2 separate regions of the Mus musculus genome follow, and region 1 is linked to region 2. The links are chromatin loops, found by intact Hi-C in ENCODE. Cell type or tissue: left cerebral cortex. All regions are shown on one strand.

Region 1 (2,500 bases), 86 kb after region 2:
CAAGTTTGAGAAAGTTCTTGCTCTATTTAAGTGTCTCTCTGCTGTCCCATGATTATGTTGGGGGCATATCTGATTTGGCCTCTTCTAGAATAGCACAGTGAGAATGGCTCCATCAACTGTCTCCATAAAGCCACAATGGCAGAGTCACGCAGCTGCTGTTGTCCACAGCACCTCAAGAGCCCTGGATGGACTAAAAGACCTAGCCTGCTAATCTTTGAACCCAGGCACTCATAAATGCTAATTGTTTCAAGCTTCTGGATTTGGGGATAATTTGTTACTGACCAAGGAAGCCCACATGATATCACTGAGCACTGTTAATTAACAGGCTGATCTGTTGTACTAAGGAATGACCACCCAGAAGACAGTTTAAAACCTGATGATTAATTGAACAAATATTTGCCAAATGTCAGCTGGACCAGGAAAGATTTACCTGGGAATATAGAGATCGGCCAAGTTAATAGAAATATCATGCAGACACATGAAAATACAGGTGAAGGAAAACGCTTAAATCAAAAGATAGGAATTGCAGTATCTAGGAACTTAGCAATGGGAGCAAGCTTTTTAACTATTCAGGCAAGAATAAAGGAACGGAGGGCTGGCTATAGAACTTGGCAGATACAGGTACTTGTTGCCAAATCTGATAACCTAGGTTTTATCCCTGAAACCAACATGGTGAGAAAAAGAAATAACTATGAAATTATCCTCAGAGCAGTATACTGTGGCATGAATGCATACACAAACAAGTAAAGTAATGATGAGGGTGATGATTATGGTGGTGATGATGATGATGACTCTGATTGTAGGGTAGATACTGGGGTCAGGTTTGTGGTCCAGGCTTACTCAGTGGAAATAGAAGCTCTATGGGTCTGCCCCATTGTATCTGGAGCACAGAGGAGATGAAATTGTAATCACTGGAGGTAAAATCACTGGAAGACAGAGTGATGGAATCATCTTTGTTTCCTCTTCCTTCTGTTTCTTTCTCCTCCTCCCTGCAATGGTTGAGTCTAGAAGCTACACAAGCTCAGAAGGCTGCCTGTTGGAAAGAAGGGGAGGGCAAGGAAACAAGCTGGGGGTGGATAAGTGTGCAACTGTTGAGGATCTGCCAGGCTCACACAACGCCTCTTCAGTGCTGACTGTTGAAGCTATGAATACGGTGAAAAACCAGCTCAGGCTCAGCTAGAAAGTAGGGCAGGGCCCAGTCCAGGAGACCAGGGAGAGGACTGTGGACAGTGGCCCTTGTAGGGCAGAACACTGAGAATTCTTGAGGGACTGTTAGTGAGGCACTCTGATTTGGTAGGGCAAAGCTTAGAGGTACAGTAGGTAATGCTACAAAGGCAGAATAGGTGTCACTAGTTTGGGATTCTATCAGGAAGACTGGGTCTGTGTTCTGAGGTTAGAAGACACATAATGGCTTGGAGCAGGGAGTTCAGTTATCCAAAGTATGCATTTGGATTATTGCCCCCATCCAACATGAGGAAGACATGGATGTTAGATAAACTAACAAGTAGTAAGCATGGACTCAGGGGAGTTTCCAGTGCTCCTTAAATAATTTGTAGCGTCTTGTGCAGGCCTTCACTTTTCAGAGAGATGGTGCATGGATCTCACATAGATCATATGGACCTAATAACTCCTGACCCCATTAAAAAGTTTAAGCATAAGAATCAAGAGACGAATGGAGAAAACTTCCATTTTAATTCTTATAATAAGGATTGAAACCATGGGAGTAGTCATGGGAATGGATAGAAAAAAAATACAATGTTACAACACTTATAAGGAACGATCTAAACAAATGATTTAGAAAAACTCAACAGAAATCAAACAATCTCAAGAGAGGCTAGAAGCCTCAGCTCTGGGCTATAGCTATGTGCTGTCCTCTTTCCTCCCTCCACATGTTGAGGAGAGCAATCCATCTTTCTAAAGCATATTCATTATGCCTCCAAACGATGACACCATGGCATACACTAGCAAGCCTTTGTTGCAAGGACGGTGATATAGCTGTCCCTTGTGAGACTAGGCCGGGGCCTAGCAAACACAGAAGTGGATGCTCACAGTCAACTATTGGATGGATCACAGGGCCCCCAACGGAGGAGCTAGAGAAAGTATCCAAGGAGCTAAAGAGATCTGCAACCCTATCGGTGGAACAACATTGTGAACTAACCAGTACCCCAGAGCTCTTGACTCTAGCTGCATATGTATCAAAAGATGGCCTAGTCGGCCATCACTGGAAAGAGAGGCCCATTGGTCAGGCAAACTTTATATGCCCCAGTACAGGGGAACGCCAGGGCCAAAAAATGGGAATGGGTGGGTAGTGGGGGGGGGGGGGACTTTTGGGATAGCATTGGAAATGTAATTGAGGAAAATACGTAATAAAAAAAAGTTTCTAGGTGAACATGAGGTAAAAATGTGTTCCTCCTATGTTCAACACAGACATCACTAATCCAACAGGAGCTCTTCTTGCCCCTCCCATGTCTGACAGAGACATCAGTAATACAACACAAGC
Region 2 (2,500 bases):
TTTGTGAGCTGTCACTCATGTGGGCCTTTCTGTGATGCAGGCACTAAAACATCCTCCCCCACACTGATAACTCTCCCTATTCTGGAGGTGACTCTTATTCCTGCTCTACCCCCACGGGTAACTTCCCTCTTATCACTCATGTTCTAACTGAGTAGATAGATAACTAACTCCTCCCACTCTCCTGGAGTAACCCTCATTACTGTAGGATTCTTCTCATGCATGCTCATGGAGGTAACCCTTATCCATGGTTCTGTAAGTGACTCCAGTAAAATCACTGGCTCACCACGCTGGAGTTGGATGCAATAATTACTTTAGTCTTCTGCTATTTGCCGCATGGCCTGTGTATAATAGACTCCCCAAGAAAGGTAACACAGCAGTGAACTCTTTTTGTAGGGCTACTGATCAATTATTGTGTGCTAGGAACTAGATGTGTAGGGTAAAAGAAAAGTAATACATTATCTATACTTACAGAAAAGACCAGACACCAATCAAACTAATTTGCTTGTCAATGTAGAATTACAGTTATGTTAAGTGCTGTAGAGCAAATACCAAGATGTGGGATTTGACGAGAAGTGGTGAGTGGGGTGTGAGTCCCCAAGGGCCAAGATCAGGATGAGATTGAAGGGCAGGTATGAGCAGCCTGGGCAGAAAGTCTAAGAAGGTAAGTCCCAAGCCTAGACTCTATGACACAGGGAGCCTGGACCACAAAGTGCTGGTCTGATAATCAGAGGCTGTGGCCTCCGAGGAGCTGGGCTGCTGCAGCACATCAGAGCAAGGCCAGGTAGGGACTCTCAGACACAGGCTGTGAGTACCTGGCTACCTGGCTGCCTGGCTGCCTGACTGCCTTGCAGCTGGGGGTATTAAGGCCTCTCAGGGGAGGCAGAAAGCATTCCATGATAGGTGTGAGTCTCCATGGAACAATAACAGCATGATCCACTTGCTGCACAAGGCAGGATTTTATATTTATGGGTAAGTTGAAGGTATGTGCAAAAGAAGTAAGAATGATTACATCTAACCTTCAGAAGTCACTCTGGAGGCTGGCTCAGTGGTTGAGCGTGCATTCTGATCTTGCAGAGGACTGAAGTTGGTTCCCAGTGCCACCAGGTGGCTCCCAACTGCCTCCAGGACCAGCTCCAGGGTATCTGATACCACTTTCTAACCTCCAAGGACATCTAAATTGAATGTGGACATCCAATCTCTCTTCCCAGAGCTCAGGGAGTACACCTAGATGGAAGGGAAGGTGGGGAGGACCTGGAAGGAGCAGAGGAAAGGGAAACTGTAATCAGAGTATACTGTATGAGAAAACCTATGCTTAGTAAAAGGGAAGAAAAGAAAAAGTGAGCTGCTAAGGAAGGACATATGTGCATGGACGTGTCTAGGGGAACAGAGTACTGGGGCCTAAGGATTTAAAGCACAGACGCTAGGGGAGGTGCTTGTGACAGGAAGGAGTGACTTGGGTATTGACTCTGGTAAGAAGTCAGAAGATGGTCACAGGGCCTCCATGACTTTAACAAGTGTTACTTGGTTGTTGGATGGATCATGTCAGAGTCAGTGGGGGATGAGGAGACAGACATGTTGGGGTGGGGTGGGGAGTGGAAGCTGGGGGTCTGATGCAGGAGATGTGTTTTGAAATTTACAGTGGACTTCTACTCTGCTATGAAGAATAAAATCATGTTGTTTGCAGGATAGCAGGAACAAGAGACCATCATGTTGTAGGAACATACCAACCACACAAAGACAAGTGTTTTCCTTCAGATATGGAAGAAAAATGAGTAAGAGTACCAGCATTGTGGAAGGGTCACAGAGAAAACAGGAGAAGGGAAGGCACAGAATAGGGCACGAGGGAGGGTAAACCCTGTCAAAGCACAGCACATGCATGTGTGCAAATGTCATCGTGAAGCAAATGAAAGTTCAGTAAGAGATGAACTTTAAAAGCATCCAAACAAAGTAAACCCTAATGGAAGACTCACTTGGAGGGTTTTAAGAGACAGTGAAAAGGATGATATGTATACATGCGTGTCTATTCACACATACATACTTTTAAAGAGAAAATTATATGTTTATAATATATATTCATCATTCATATACTCACACATATTCTTTCATTATATATATATAATTTTCCTTTAAAGAGGAGGGAGGAAGAGATCCTGGGAAGAGGTCCTTGGAAGAGACCCCATATGGAGGAGACGGTTTGGAGTATAGGAAAAGGGCTGACTCTCCCACTGCAGATGAAGGAGAGGGTTCAGTCATGAGTAGGTTCTGTGAGGTATTTGAGTTTTAAAGGGGTATATGAGGCTATTTGGTAGCCGTAGGGAGGACTGTCAGGTGTACAGAGGACCCTGGTATCTGTAGCTGCATTACAGAAACCAGAAGAATGCATTTAACAGAGACACCTAGTAATCCTGTAGGTCAAGGCTGATGATCCATTAAGCATATTAACTTGGGTCTAGCAACATTCCCCCATGCCAGCAGATCTGTCCAAAGCCTTGGGCAGTGA

The links. Peaks named below come from ENCODE experiments on the same cell type or tissue, not always from the same donor. Only the 100,000 strongest peaks of a DNase experiment are listed, where the experiment ranks them.
Region 1: a loop joins it to region 2, with 2.3 times the contacts of the local background. A loop is called at or near these places in 1 of 42 quality-filtered maps.

The regions. Positions count from the first base shown.
Region 1 is chr14:17,816,912-17,819,411 of GRCm38, reverse strand. The region is part of intron 1 of Thrb (thyroid hormone receptor beta); the gene reads right to left. Among named protein-coding and RNA genes, the nearest start is that of Thrb, 160 kb to the right of the region's middle. In left cerebral cortex, no CTCF peak of the experiment used is centred here; a DNase peak (open chromatin) is centred at 1,093; H3K27ac peaks cover 1,170 bases.
Region 2 is chr14:17,903,358-17,905,857 of GRCm38, reverse strand. All of the region lies in intron 2 of Thrb (thyroid hormone receptor beta), which reads right to left. Among named protein-coding and RNA genes, the nearest start is that of Thrb, 240 kb to the right of the region's middle. In left cerebral cortex, a CTCF peak has its summit at 1,094; a DNase peak (open chromatin) is centred at 1,091.